Linked DNA regions of Homo sapiens: region 1 is linked to region 2. Evidence: chromatin loops called from intact Hi-C (ENCODE). Cell type or tissue: Caco-2. All regions are shown on one strand.

Region 1 (8,000 bases), 1.6 Mb before region 2:
GACACTATGGGGCGACTCTGAATTGCACACAATGTCTGCTACTGCATCTAAACCCATCTGGTAGTGGCAGCGGGGAGATGTTACGACAGTTGTCATCAAGATCACCCTGGACACTTGGACAAATGGGGTAAAGAGTTGTGGCAGTAGCTGTAGTTGTTTTCCCATTAGCCTCATTCTGAGGAGTTTCAGAGAAAAATGGGGTTACTCTCTGGGCATTCTCAACCACCAGGGTAAAAATCTTGGGAGACTCAGCTACATGTTCAAGCCCTTCTGCTAGTTTCTGGCTTGTCATTTCACTTCCTGGCTTGTCACTCTACTTCCTAATCACATAGCTTTTAAAGATGACCCTCCCTTCTCCCCCCCAACAAAAGGTCAGGCATTTCCCTTTGCAACCTGGCTGCATATGGAATCATTTTTGGCATTTAAAAATATACTGATGAGGCCGGACACGGTGGCTCACCTGAGGTCAGGAGTTCAAGACCAGCCTGGCCAACATGGTGAAATCCCACCTCTACTAAAAACAAAAACAAAAACAAATTAGCCAGGCGTGGTGGCATGCACCTGTAATCCCAGCTACTTGGGAGGCTAAGACATGAGACTTGTTTGAACCGGAAGGTGGAGGTTGCAGTGAACCGAGATCCTGCTACTGTACTCCAGCCCAAGCGACAGAGCAAGACTCTGTCTTTACAAAACAAAACAAAACATAGTGATGATTTCATTGGTCTGGGGTAGGGCTTGGGCACAGAGATGTTTTTAAAGCTCTCTTTAAAGTAAGATTCTGATGTGCAGCCAAGGCTGAGACCCACGGCTGCAGGCGTTGTTCCTCCCTCTACCCACTGCCCCCTAAGTCTTGTTCTGGGGCAGTGCTGTCAGTAGAAATGGATGCAAGCCACATATGTAATTTAAGAATTTTCTAGTAGCCACATTAAAAAAATAAAAACAGTTGAAATTAATTTTTTTTTTTTTGAGACAGAGTTTTGCTCTTGTTGCCCAGGCTGCAGTACAATGGCACGATCTTGGCTCACTGCAACCTCCACCTCCCAGGTTAAAGCGATTCTCCGGCCTCAGCTTCCCGAGTAGCTGGGATGACAGGCGTGCACTACCATGCCTGGATACTTTTTTTGACAGAGTCTCGCTCTGTCGCCCAGGCTGGAGTGCAGTGGCACGATCTCGGCTCACTGCAAGCTCCGCCTCCCAGGCTCACGCCATTCTCCTGCCTCAGCCTCCTGAATAGCTGGGACCACAGGTGCCCGCCACCACGCCCAGCTAATTTTTTGTATTTTTTAGTAGAGACGGGGTTTCACCGTTGTTAGCCAGGATGGTCTCAATCTCCTGACCTTGTGATCCACCCGCCTCGGCCTCCCAAACTGCTGGGATTACAGGTGTGAGCCACCGCGCCCGGCTTACTTTTGTATTTTTAGTAGAGACAGGGTTTCACTATGTTGGTCAGGCTGGTCTTGAACTCCCGACCTCAGGTGATCCACTTAATATATTTTATTTGACCCAGTATATCCATAATTTTATCATTTCAACATGTAATCAAAATTGAGCTATTTTGCTGCATTTTCATACTAAGTCTGAAGCCTTGTTTATGTTTTACACTGCACATCCCAATTCACACGAGCCAGACTTTCAAGTGCTGAATGTAGCTAGTGGCTGCTGTGGCAGTGATACAGGACATTTCAATCAGAGCAGAGATTTCTATTGAACAGTTCTGTTCCAGGGAGTCCTTATTTTACAAATTCCAGGCTAAGAGGTCCTCACAGGGAGCACCGTTTTTATTGTACAAGATGCTGATGACAGGTTCTTTCATATTCAAATTCAGACCTCCCCCACATTGTTACTTAATAATTCTCATCTACCCACACAGCCATCCGAGCTAAGCTTGCAAATGGGGCAGGAAGAACAGGAAAAAAACTCAAAACCTCCCCCTTCATAAATGTGGTATTTGTCCATGTTTACATGGAGGTTCCACTCAGCCCTTGAGGAGCAAAGCAGCAAGTGGGGCAGTCACTGTTTCCTCAGGTTGAGGCCTTGGACTCCTTATCTTCCCCACTGGCTCTTGGTTTATGAGTTCCCCTTTTAAGGATCTGTTGTGACTTACCTATCTGGGCTAGTGACCTCAGATGTCTCAGACTGAGCATCTTACCACTGTTTCTGGTTGATCCCTTCACTCATGGTCTTAACACATTTGCACTTCCTCTCATCTCAGAGAGTACAGTCACGGGGCAGAGCTTGCATAGGGATCCAGGTGTTACTAGTCTTACTCTGGAGCTGGTCCAACTCAGTTTCATGGCACAGAACTAGATTAGGTCTCCACTGCGCAGTCTGTTTTACTGCTTAGGGAAAGCCAGCTTTTCTACCCACACACGTTTAGTTTGAAGAGTATCTATTTTTGGAGGGTTCTTTGGGAGGTTGGGCAGGCTTCTTTGGATCCCAGATACATTTAGAGCTTTTTGCATTAAGTGTGAGGAAAATAACTTCTCTTTGATGATGTTGATACACCATGTGGGCACCCTGGGGCACAGCGGTTTAGCTGGGGAGATTCCATGAGAATGAACCCAAACTACTCTTCTTTGCTAGGGTCCTTTACCCACACAGAGGTGAGCCTTTCAGGTTCTTCATTTTGCTTAGTTTCTTCCCTTGTCCTTGGCATTTAAGAGGCATCCATGTGTTAGCCAGCCAAAGCCCCCTGAAGGAGCTGGCTGCTTTAAAGGATTTACTTGGGAGGATGTCAAATGGCTTTGCCTTCTGCAGACTTCATTTATTTTAATCTTTTTATGGCTCCTTTCTCTTGCTTTAAAACAGGATTATAAGCACACAGCAGGTACTGACACCTGAAGTCTTACTAAATTCCTGTCCTCAGGCCATCCTTTTTCTCCTGAAACCTGGACTCCAATTTTCAATGACGTTTTTGTTTTTCTCTTTCAAGCCTAACTATGGGACAGCTTTACGAGAAGGAAAAAGATGAAGATGGATTCTTATATGTGGCCTACAGCGGAGAGAACACTTTTGGCTTCTGAGGGCCATTGCTGGGCTAGGTGCACCGTAACTGCTTGTGTATCTTGTAAATAGCCAGCCATTTTCAGTTATTATACCAGAACCTCTTCACATAGACCTATTAGTGCATTTGTAACTGGATTTATTTCTTAATATATTGGAAGGTTTTGTTTCCTTAGACTAGTAAATTATCATACAGAGTTTTATTTTGAGTTTTTCTTTTTGTGCATTGTCCTCATGCCTGTATTCTCCAGGAAACTTGTCCTTCTGGAAATCATATTGAATGATATTTCTATATCGAAGTGAGGTAGGTGCGGTATTAAAGTGAAAGGGAAGGTGATGCATTTATTCTGGGTTATGCTTGAAGTGTTAGATGGCTAAGTATTAAAATTATCCAAATTAAATCCTTAGCAGTCAGAACACTTGCTTCACTAGAATATGCCAACTGCCAATCATGTTGGACTGAGCTAATTTGTTCCTCTTTCTGAAACTATTAAGGTAAATAATTAACAATAAAAATTCTCTTATAAAGGCATTGTACTGTGGCCATGTCCTTTATTCACCCGCATTTGGATGGGCCAGAGAAGTGGCTCCTACATCTGCCAGACCAGGAAGAGGGCTTGTGGAGGTCATGGCCGCACATCCTGGGTCGGGAAGCCATGGCCAGGGTCATGAGGAGAGACATTGTTTTGAATAACTAATATGTTCACATGTTTGAGGTATCGGGACAATACAAAAAGGTATACACTGAGAAGGCTTGCTCCTGCCAGCTTCCTAACCACCTCTGCCCTTTATGGGAAATTACTTTTACTGGCTTCTTGTTTCTTTTCAATATTTTAAAAGTAAATAGGATAATTTAAAGGACAGTATAATGGCACAGTAAAAAGGATAATTAAATATGAATACATATCCTTATTTTCTTTCTTCTTTTTTTTTTTTTTGAGACCGGAGTTTTGCTCTTGTCACCCAGGCTGGAGTGTGATGGTGCAATCTCAGTTCACTGCAGCCTCCGCCTCCCGGGTTCAAGGAGTTCTCCCGCCTTGCCTCCTGAATAGCTGGGATTAGAGGCATGTACCACCACGCCCAGCTAATTTTGTATTTTCAGTAGAGATGAGGTCTTATCATGTTGGCCAGGCTTGTCTCAAACTCCTGACCTCAGGTGACCCACCCACCTCAGCCTCCCAAAGTGCTGGGATTACAGGCGCCCACCACTACACCCGGCTTCTTCTTTTTCTTATACAAAGAAAACATACACTTCTATATACACTGCTTTTTTTCATTTAACATTATATTTTAGTGATCTTTCCATATCACTTCTGTGCATCTTTTTCATGTTCCTGCATTCTTTAAGGTACTGCTTTCTACTCCCTTCTTCCTAAAAATCAAGATTAGATTTATCTATGCGCATGAGTTTCATTTCTCACACATTAGTAGAGATGTGTAGGCTTGCTAGGACACAAATACATTTGAGAGGAAATGCTTAGATACTTTCTTAAATCTTCTGCAGACATACTGTGTTGGTGGCTAGAGCACTACACAGACAAGAATAAAGAAACCAGGTATGTCCCACCAGTCTAAGAACATGTAATTAAAATGACTCACACTTTCCATTGCGGAAGAAACAAAGACCTTTAACTTTATCTTCACCAAATTATATAAGCAGCTCATCCAAGCTCTCTACTGATGTCATCTTCTCAGTTGGGATCAGAGGAAACATTCTTAATTTGTCACAAACATCTTGTTGGGTCTTTACCAAACTTGAGGTAATAAAATCTGTTTCTCTTTGCTGATAGTTTCACACTAAAAGCAGTTAGAAACTGACCTCAGAGCGATCAAGGTAAAGGGAAAGCAAGCTCTGTGTTACTAAGGAATTTTATTTGCAATGACATGCTCCCAATTCAAACAGGCCTTAGCATTAAAAAGGCAGTTTATTATCTCACCTCTCAGAGGGATGGTTCACTGGCTTGAGGTGTAGCTAGAACCAGGGATCAAATAATAACATCAAAACTCCATCTCTTGGTTTTGTTTTTCTCTGTGTTCTCTCCATGTGATGGCAAAGATGGCCCCATCTTTGGAGTTGCTTAGCAACTCTAGTGGAAGGAAGAACATCTTTTCTGAGAGCACTAACAAAAGTCCCTGGGAGGTCTCTGGCCTTGCTTGGACTACCAAACAGCCCTGCTTGGGCCAGAGAATGGTGAACCTCTGCTTAAACATATGAACAGAAATAGGATTTTACAGAAGTGGAGGAGGGGTGGCTTCCCAAAGGCATTTTGATTTATTTCTGTTTCACAACCACAAACCCACAAATGCAAACGAGAAAAAACAGCTAAAGAGAAGAAAACCAAAAGGCAAGTATCGTTGAAGCCAATTGCGTTTTTTGTTTGTTTTTTTGAGACGGAGTCTCGCTGTTGTCAGCCTGGGCTGGAGTGCAATGGCACAATCTCAGCTCACTGCAACCTCCGCCTCCCGGGTTCCAGCAATTCTGCCTCAGCCTCCCGAATAGCTGAGATTACAGGCGTGTGCCACCACGCCCAGCTAATTTTTGTATTTTTAGTAGAGACGGTTTCACCGTGTTGGCCAGAGTGGTCTCGAACTCCTGACCTTAGGTGACCCACCCGCCTCAGCTCACAAAGTGCTGGGATTACAGGCGTCAGCCACCATGCCCAGCCGTGTTTTTCTTTTAAGTAATTTATAGTTAGCACTTATTAAACACCCTCTGGATACCAGATGATTTACATACATTATCACAATCTTCAAAAAGCCCCCATAAGATAGGTAGTGAAGTTTCCACAGCCACACGACTACCAAGTGGCAGAACTGAGATAATAAGTAAAACTGAAGAAGAATGATGTGGTTGGCAATGTCAAATCATTTCATGATTTTTTTTTTCTATTTATAATGTGCCTGGGAGGACTCTGGCCTTGCTTGGTGTACCAAACAGCCCCATTTGGAGCAGGGACTGGTGGGAGGGAGTAGTGAACCTCTTCTTAACCATGTAAATGTAGGATTATACAGAATCCTACAGAATAGGATTAACCATGCTGCATACTAGGGCACAAATACGAACAAAGTACTATCCTGTCTTCCAGGAGGTTTCCGTCTGGCGGTAAACCAACATGTAAAGAATAATTACAAAGCAATGTTGTAAGTGCTATAGCAGAAGTCCTGGAACAGAGGCGGGAGTAGCTATCAGCTACAAAACAAACCATTGAAGAAAGCAGCCTTATTTGGAATATCAGTCAATAACAGTGGATTTGTCAATTTTACCTTTAAAATGTAACATCTAAGTGAAGATTTTAAAAGTTAAAAAAAAAAAGCATATACTCTTCCCCCAAACCCTACTCCTCAAAAAGACACTAGACTTGTAAAATTGTACAGATGAATTTTATCAAACTAAGGAACCCCTTTCTTAAATTGTTTCAGAGATTAGAAAAGGAATAATTACATTTCTTTTGAGACTTATAAAATCTCAATGTTTAAAACTTTATAAAGATAGTATAAGAGAAAAAGTTATAGCTTTGTCTCATTTATCAACATAGAAAAATCATATATATATATTTTAAAAGAGATGGGGTCTCACTGTCACACAGGCTGGAGTGCTGGGCTGTGATCACAGCTCACTGTAGCTTCGAATTCCTGGGCTCAAGTGATCCTTCCATCTCAGCTTCATGAGTGGTGCCTGGCCCCCATGTTTAAAATATAACAGCAATGGCATGAAAAATGAACTGGATGACCCATGACTCTATAACGGTTATATATGAAAAAACAGATCCCTGTATTACACACAAAATAAATTCAAGGTGGATTAAATATCTGAATATGAGACAGCATGGCGGCTCACACCTGTATTGCCAGCACTTTGGGAGGTCGAAGTGGAAGGATCCCTTGAGGCCAGGAGTTTGAGCCCTGGGCAACGTAGTGAGACACTGTCTCTACAAAAAATTTAAGAATTAGCTGGGCCTCGTGGTGCAGGCCTATAGTCCCAGCTACTGAGGAGGCTGAAGTGGGAAGCTCAGGTGATGAGCCCAAGGAGTTTAAGGTTGCAGTGAGCTATGATTGTGCCACTGCACTTCAGCCTGGGTGACCCTGTTGCGAAAAACAAAAACAGGCCACGAACAGTGGCTCATGCCCGTAATCCCAGCACTTTGGGAGGCTGAGGTATGTGGATCACTTGAGGTCAGGAGGTCAAGACCAACCTGGTCAACATGGTGAAACCCTGTCTCTACTAAAAATACAAAAATTAGCTGGGCGTGTTAGCGGGCACCTGTAATCCCAGCTACTTGGGAGGCTGAGGCAGGAGAATTGCTTGAGCCTGGGAGACAGAGGTTGCAGTGAGCTGAGATCTTACCATTGCACTCCAGCTTGGCTGACAGAGCGAGACTCTGTCTCAAAACAGGAAAAAAAAAAAAAAAAAAAAGCACCTAAAACAAATAGAAGCCACAGACTGGGTAAGAGATATAATCAAGACATAATTAATATCCAAAATAAATAAAAGAACTCTTGGAATCAGTAACACAAACCACCTAGGCTGGGTGCTGTGGCTCACACGTGTAAGCCCAGCACTTTGGGAGGCTGAGGTGGGTGGATCACTTGGGGTCAGGAGGTCAAGACCAGCCTGGCCAACTTGATGAAACCCTGTCTCTAGGGCCAGGTGTGGTGGCTTATGCCTGTAATCCCAGCATTTTGGGAGGCCGAGGCGGGCAGATCACAAGGTCAGGAGATCGACACCATCCTGGCTAACACTGCGAAACCCCGTCTCTACTAAAAATACAAAAAATTAGCCGGGCGTCGTGGCACGTGCCTGTAGTCCCAGCTACTCGGGAGGCTGAGGCAGGAGAATTGCTTGAACCCGGGAGGCAGAGGTTGCAGTGAGCCAAGATTGCACCACTGCACTCCAGCCTGGGTGACAGAGTTGAGACTCCATCTCAAAAAAAAAAAAAAAAAAAAAGAGAAGAAAAGAAACCCTGTCTCTACTAAAAATACAAAAATTAACTGGGCGT
Region 2 (8,000 bases):
CAGGTGCCCACAGAGTGAGCATGTGGACTCGGGCCTGGTGTGTGTATGGTAGGAGAGGGCAGAAGAGCCCCACTGTCTCCCTCTGGTCATTCCTGATCCAGCTGTACCCCCCCTTCTTACCCCTTCCTTCCCTAGAGGACCACAAGCTGGTGTTCCTACAACAGGGCCCACTGTTGCTCGTGGCCATGTCACGGACTTCTCAGTCAGCAGCCCAGCTGCGGGGGGAGCTGCTAGCTGTGCACGCACAGATCGTGAGCACACTTACACGTGCAAGTGTCGCCCGCATCTTCGCACACAAGCAGAACTATGACCTCCGCCGCCTGCTGGCTGGTTCAGAGCGCACACTGGACCGACTTCTGGACAGTATGGAGCAGGACCCAGGAGCCCTGCTCCTGGGTGCCGTGCGCTGTGTGCCCCTTGCCCGCCCGCTGCGAGACGCACTAGGTGCGCTCCTCCGACGTTGCACAGCGCCTGGCCTGGCGCTGTCAGTGCTGGCAGTAGGCGGTCGACTTATAACAGCAGCCCAGGAGCGAAATGTGCTGGCCGAGTGCCGGCTGGACCCAGCTGACCTGCAGTTGCTGCTCGACTGGGTGGGTGCACCAGCCTTTGCGGCGGGTGAGGCTTGGGCACCTGTGTGCCTGCCCCGCTTCAACCCTGATGGTTTTTTCTACGCCTACGTGGCCCGCCTGGATGCTATGCCTGTCTGCCTGCTGCTGCTTGGCACCCAACGTGAAGCCTTCCATGCCATGGCCGCCTGCCGGCGCCTGGTTGAAGATGGGATGCATGCCCTTGGTGCCATGCGTGCCCTTGGGGAGGCTGCCAGCTTCTCTAATGCCTCATCAGCCAGTGCTCCTGCCTACAGCGTGCAGGCTGTCGGGGCGCCGGGCCTCCGGCACTTCCTGTATAAGCCGCTGGACATCCCTGACCACCACCGCCAACTGCCCCAGTTTACCAGGTAGGCCCTGACCCTAAGGCAACTGGCTGGGTGGGAAGGCCTGTCAAACCAGGAAGTTCAGCATCTCAGGGATGTGACTCAGGAGAGATAACCAGCCATGCTTAAGAAAGAGGGAAGAGAACAAGTCTCTGTCTGATGATGGAGCATCAGCCACAGACCTAAAGGAATCCCCCTCTTCTGGTGGACAGCAGGGCCCTAGTACTCAGGGAATCTCCTAGTTTGATGAGGGAAGGTCAGCCTCCAACCCCTGAGAATCCTCAAGTCTCATGGGAGAGGCTCAGCTCCCTAACTTCATTGAAATCTCTAGACTGAGGGAGGAAATGGGCCAGCCAAGAAGGCCCTGGACTAACCTTGTCCTCCACCTCCCTCCATCATGGCAGCCCTGAGCTAGAGGCCCCCTACAGCAGAGAGGAGGAGCGGCAGCGGCTGTCGGACCTGTACCACCGCCTGCATGCTCGTCTCCACAGCACCTCCCGACCCCTGCGCCTCATTTACCACGTGGCTGAGAAGGAGACACTACTGGCCTGGGTAAGTTGGGCAGGGCTCTGAGTGAATTAATTCCCCACTTCAAGCCTCCTTTCCCTATATTGTATCCCCTCCAGCCACAGTGCCTCCACCAAACACAGCAGGCCTCTGGCTGGGCTGTGCCTTGCCTGCAACACTGTCCCTGCCTTTACACACACATCTTTGAAGCCCCTGACAACTAATGACCGTGTCTCTAATCCGACATTAGCCTCACCCTCCTGTGTGCTTCTCCCAGATTAGCAACCAGGACAGTGTCTTTGACTTTCCAGAGGCCCCATTAACTACCACTGCTGTGCCTGCCGATTCCCCAGTAGCCCAATCCATGTGTTTGGAGGCACCCCATTCATCACCAGCTCATTGTGACTCCATGAGTCCCCAGCACTCCTCAGACTACAGGCGTGGTCCCTTGCTGTGCCCTCCACCTGGGGTATCCTTCCCTTTGGTCTCCTCTGGGCTCCAGCCCTCACTTCCTATGGGTTTGCTAAAGGTCAGCTACTAAGGGAGGCCAGTGAAGGAGGCCTCATCAGAAATGGCACCTGCCATGTAATGCATATTTATTAATTTATTGCGTGACTGCTGTGGATCAGGTATTGTCCTAGGCTAAGAATTTTGTTTTTAAATTTTTTTAACTTTCATTTTCAAATAACTTTAGACTTAGAAGCTGCAAAAACAATATAAAGAGTTTTTATATTTATATTTATAAAGAGTTATAAAGGGCGTGGTGAAAACCACGCCTGGTCAGATGGTGGTTTTCCTAACTCCATCATTCTTTCTACATTTATTGGCTGGGATTTTACTATAAAGAGTAACATGGGGCCGGACGTGATGGCTCACGCCTGTAATCCCAGCACTTTGGGAGGCTGAGGCAGGCTGATCACTTGAGGTCAGGAGTTCGAGACCAGCCTGGCAAACATGGCAAAACCCCGTCTCTACTAAAAATACAAAAATTAGCTGGGCGTGGTGGTGCGCACCTGTAGTCCCAGCTATTCATAAGGCTGAGGCAGGAGAATCGCTTGAACCTGGGAGGTGGAGGTTGCCGTGAGCCAAGATCGCGCCACTGCACTCCAGCCTGGGCGACAGAGTAAGACTCCATTTCAAAAACAAAAAGGAATAACTTTTCCTTCTCCTATTTATTGAATTTTTAATTTTCTATCAATATTGTCTCATGGATTTTTCTTTAATTCAGTGAGCTAAAATCCTTCTCTAGCATTTATTTTGGTGTTCAGATTGCCTCTGATTTAGCCGGTGGGTACCCTGATTTAGCCAGGCTGATCCCTGTGTCTCTGACACGTCCCCTTCACTATGTGAGCACATCTTACTTGACTTTCTCTATTCCAGTCCTCAACTCAGCCATTTTTCCATGGAGCCCTTATACCTTTTAGTAGAGATTGGAATTTTAAAACCAAGATATGGGCCAGACACGGTGCCTCACGCCTATAATCCCAGCACTTTGGGAGGCTGAGTCGGGGTGGGAGTTGGGGGGAGTGGGCGGCGAGTCACAAGGTCAGGAGTTCGAGACCAGCCTGGCCAACAGGGTGGAACCCCATCTCTACTAAAAATACAAAAAATTAGCTGGATGTGGTGGCATGCGCTTGTATCCCAGCTACTCGGGAGGCTGAGGCAGGAGAATCGCTTGAACCTGGCAGGCGGAGGTTGCAGTGAGCCGAGACCGTGCCACTGCACTCCAGCCTGGGTAACAGAGTAAGACTCTACGTCAAAAACAAAAAAACAAAAACAAACAAAATATATGTTAGGAGCAGAATTTTAAACCAAGTGATCAGGGTGGCCTCCCTGAGCAGATGGCATCTGAGTGGAGTAGGGAGGTATTGAGCTACGTGGATATTAGGAGGAAGAGTACACCTGGCAGAGGGAAAGGACTGATATGCTATGAGGTGGAACCAAGCCTGGCTATGTTTGAGGAATAGCAAGGAAAGGGTAGAGTGGCCGGAGCAGAGGGAGTGAAGGGGAGCGCTCTGGGAGGTGGCACAGGAAAGGCGCTAGTGACCTTGTGGGGTCAGGCCTCTCCATGTGGTATGAGGCATAAATTGAGTTCCTCTTTATATTATTCCCTGGCTGTAGATGATGAAAACATAGTTGTAGGAGCTTAGAGCAGGACCTTGTACACAATAGGTTACTGACAGAATATTAAACATTGTTACTGTTTTCCCCAGTTCCCAATGAGCAAACAGGTCTAGAGAGTACCCACACACACAACCAGCATCATCCAGTTGAAGTCACTAGGTCCAGCTGAAATTGCACAATATCAGCTTACCTACCTTAGCCCAGTATCTAGGCAGCACCTGGTAGGAGGTGCTGCCAGGTACATGTTCCAGGTTGCAGGAGGCAGACATGCAGCTGCACTGGGGTAGGCAGGATTGTCCATAGCCAGCTCTGGCCCATCTGACTCTGTCTCCTCCGAAACCCCCAGGTGACCTCCAAATTCGAGCTCTATACCTGCCTCAGCCCTCTGGTGACCAAGGCAGGTGCAATCTTGGTAGTGACCAAACTCCTGCGCTGGGTGAAGAAAGAGGAGGACCGGCTCTTCATTCGTTACCCACCCAAGTACTCCACACCACCAGCCACCTCTACGGACCAAGCTGCCCATAATGGCTTGTTCACTGGACTCTGATAGTTGGAGCTCCCAGACCAGGCAGTGCTGGGAGCAACCACCTTTGTTTTTTACCTTCTGTCTACCCTGGAAATGTGTGTGGGGGTGTGTCTGTGGCCAGTCATTGTCTCCCTAAGCAATGGGGCAAGGTCTGAGGGCCCACCGATGAGAGAGATGGTGGCAGCCGCCAGGCGAGCAGGCTGCTTTCCCTGCCCAGTCATGCACCTCCCCCTCTGGGGAAATCCTTAGGCCTCCCTCTCCCTTCCCTCTGTCTCATCTCCTCCACTTGGATGATGCTCTAGCCTCTGTCAGGGACTGTCCCCTCCAAACTTGCTTCCGTGGTCTGCCTCCTAGTTGAATCTCAGCCCTGAGTGTCCAGATCTGGCCAAGGTGTCTAGGGTGGCCCACGGGGGTGCTGGAATTGGCACTTCAGGGCCAGGCTATGCTTGGGACTGGCCTGAGGGTATTTTAAAGAAAAAAACTACATAAAAGGCCTAAAAGTAAGACCCACAAGGATATTCCTTTGCCCTTCTTGTACTTTTTTCATCTTTACCCTGCCAGAAATGACCCGCCCTCAATGCTGGCTGCTGCTAACATTAATGAGAAGGTGGCCTTCAGTGTCCACCTGTGGAACCCAGGACACAGCACCTGACTGCACACAGTGGCTGAAATCCAGCATTTTTACATAGGAGATGCACTTAGCCTCTAAGCCTCGTTTTACTCATCTGTGAAACAGAGATAAGTAACCCTCTCTCATGAACTCTTTGATGAGGATTTGTAAACGAAAACAGACTCGAACTATTGTGTACCACCACATAGCACATGCACGTCTGTCCCAGACTTTGACAACCTGCACAAGACAAGCAGCCTAAAGCAGGAGAGACCTCCCTAGGGTTTTGTGTGTGTGCACACTACCCTCACTCCCCAACTGGCCATTACCCTAGTTCTGCCCTTGTTTGTGGAGTTACAGCCTCAAGGTTGTAGCATGTGTGCTGGCAATCAGGGCCGCAGTGTGTTCTGCGCCTGCCCAGAGCTGACTCCTGATTTAACCGCTGGCGTAACCGCGGGTTGCACGCATGCGTGCTGAAAAGCCTTTCACCCTCACGTGGTTTCTTTTTTAACCAGTCATCAAGCGAGGCTCGCGCGCAGGCCCCGCGTTGGAAAATGGCGGGGAAGCTGAAACCTCTGAATGTGGAGGCGCCAGAAGCTACTGAGGAGGCTGAAGGTAGTGAGGGCAAGTGGGCTGCACTCCTTTCTCTCCAACCAGGGCAGAAAGGAGGGAGGATTCGTCCCATTACAATAATGAAATAATGATATTCTAATTTTTTTAAATAAAATGTTAAGCCTTTTGTTATTGAAGAAAAACAATTTTTTAACCGTTCAGCACAGTGGAGATAAATTAACAGGCATATTCTTATCACCGAGATTAACTTTTGTCAACTGTAGTGTATACGTTGTTGAAAGTAAACAACATGTAGTTCAGTACGAAAGTCTTCAAACAAAAGTGGGGCGGTGGGGATGTTCTCATAACAATCACCGTGCTGCAGCCACCCCTTATTAACAGTAATTCCCAGTGTCGCCATTTCACACCTAACACATATGACACTTTGATGGACTCTTAAACCTCCTAATCGAACATGGCCTCCCCCACAGCCTCTTTTCTCCAGGGTATTGACTTGAATGACAGGCAAAGGAGGGTGGAGGGGTGTCGGCCTAGACACTATTGGAAATTGTATTCCATCCAAAAGAAAAAAAAATCTCAGGCCGGGCACGGAGGCTCACGCCTGTAATCCCAGCACTTTGGGAGGCCGAGGCGGGCGGATCACGAGGTTAGGAGTTCGAGGCCAGCCTGACCAACATGGTGAAACACCATCTCTACTAAAAAACTATATATACATATACATATGTGTGTATGTGTATTTATATGTATGTATGTATGTGTGTGTATATATATATATATGTATATGTGTATATATATATATATGTGTATATATATATATATATACACACACTAATCAGCCGGGCGCGGTGGTGTGGGCCTGTAATCGCAGCTACTCAGGAAGCTGAGGCAGGAGAATCACTTGAACCCGAGAGGCGGAGGTTGCAGTGAGCCGAGATCATGTCACTGCACTCCAGCCTGGGTGACAGAGTGAGACTCCGTCTCAAAAGAAAAAAAATTCTCCCTTGGCCGGGCTTGGTGGCTTATGCCTGTAATCCCAGCACTTTGGAAGGCCGAGGCGGGTGGGTCACCTGAGGTCAGGAGTTTGAGACCAGCCTGGCCAGCATGGCGAAACCTCGTCTCTACTAAAAATACAAAAATTGTCCGGGTGTGGTGGCGGGCGCCTGTAGTCCCAGCTACTGGGGAGGCTGAGGCAGGGGAATTGCTTGAACCCGGGAGGCAGAGGTTATCGTGAGCTGACATTGCGCCACTGCACTCCAGCGCGGAAGACAGAGTGAGCAAAAAAAAAAAAAAAAAAAGAAAAAACAAAAAGAAAAAAATCTCCCAAGGCAGTCATGCATTTGTATGCCACTAGCATTTTTTTGTTATAGAAATATTCAAAGTGTACCAACGTAGAGAAAATAGCTTTAAACAAAGCCCATGTGTACCTATCAGTATGCTTTAACTGTTGTCACCTTTCTGCCCCACTTTTATCTATCTCGAACACCCCTTTCTGCACACTCTTTAAACCACTGTATTAACAAACACATTAGACTGCATCCTGCCAGACCTACCCATACAGACATCAAAGTAATGATTATTGCTTATTGCCTGACCTAGGATGTGAGCTCCATGAGAACAGAGACTGTTTACCTCTCGCTCCCCTGCACCTAAAACAATGCCTGCTTGGTGTAAAGTAAGTGCTCAGTAATTTTTTAATGTGTGACCAATGAAATAACTTCAAGAGCAGAGAGCTCTTTTAGATTAGAGGCACATACTAAGTGCCAGCATTCAACAAAAGACAGACGGAAATAAGACAGATGCAAATAGATCTCATTTATTAACTGTGTAATGCAGCTGCCACTGCAATTAAAAAAAAAATTTTAGTATCAACCTTTCAAATTCCTCAAAATTAAAGTTATGACTAACTTCACCAGCAAAGGAAAAATTGAAGGATGTATCAAGTTGCCATTTCTAGCCCATCAAATCGGCTTTATAAAGGGAAGCATAGTATCTGGTATTGACGACCTTGTAGAGAAACAGGCCTTTTCCTGCCTCAGGGAAGAGAGCTGACTCAAAGTAAAGGCTTTGCTAGAGGCAGTCGGCAGAGTATTTTTAGCATCTAAAATGCTCTTCCACTTCGGCAGTGACCATGCGATGTAATCAAAGGAGAATACGTAAGTGTATGGACCAGGAATGGTCACTGGAGTGTTGATGTAGGCACAACACAAGAAGTAGTCACAGAAATTGCTAAGTCTAGGTTTATGTGTGCATGCTGTGGAGTGTCTCTGTGGTGGATTTCTTTTTAAGAGGCAGAAAAAAATTCTAATTTAAATGTATTAAATTATAAGTTCTAATTTAAATGTATTAAAATTAAATTATAAGTTGATAGGATTATTATTGACACACAAGGAGCTCCAAAAGAGATCGTATTTTTATTAGAGACAAGCCAGTTGGGATTGAAACAAAAATGGAGGGGGGTATAGCCCTGTGTATGTTGCACAGAAAAAGTATCTGAATGATAAAGGCCTAAGTGATAACTCTGGACAAGGAATTTGGATTTTGGGAGTAGTGCAGAGGTAGAGGCATTTTTGTGATTTATTGTTCTATTTTTTCTTCTAGAAAAATGTAAGTAGTCATATATAATTTTAAAATATAAAGGAGAAGAGGCAAAATGTTGAATGGCACCTGAGGATCCTATATTCATATTGGATCAGTATTAACATCCAGGTTTTGATTGTTGTACTATGGTT

What was found. Peaks named below come from ENCODE experiments on the same cell type or tissue, not always from the same donor. Only the 100,000 strongest peaks of a DNase experiment are listed, where the experiment ranks them.
Region 1: it touches region 2 in a loop (14-fold over the local background); 5 of 110 quality-filtered maps call a loop at or near these places.

The regions. Positions count from the first base shown.
Region 1 is chr16:75,574,347-75,582,346 of GRCh38, forward strand. It overlaps GABARAPL2 (GABA type A receptor associated protein like 2), which reads left to right. Exons shown (of 4, transcript NM_007285.7): 4 at 2,933-3,535. The coding sequence ends at 3,023. Among named protein-coding and RNA genes, the nearest start is that of GABARAPL2, 12 kb to the left of the region's middle. RefSeq lists a silencer at 2,098-2,177. In Caco-2, no CTCF peak of the experiment used is centred here; no DNase peak of the experiment used is centred here.
Region 2 is chr16:77,194,200-77,202,199 of GRCh38, forward strand. It overlaps MON1B (MON1 vesicular trafficking associated B), which reads left to right. Exons shown (of 6, transcript NM_014940.4): 4 at 136-955; 5 at 1,336-1,483; 6 at 3,909-8,000. The coding sequence ends at 4,109. It overlaps SYCE1L (synaptonemal complex central element protein 1 like), which reads left to right and starts at 5,209. Exons shown (of 11, transcript NM_001129979.3): 1 at 5,209-5,313. The coding sequence starts at 5,253. RefSeq lists an enhancer at 2,861-3,030. In Caco-2, no CTCF peak of the experiment used is centred here; no DNase peak of the experiment used is centred here.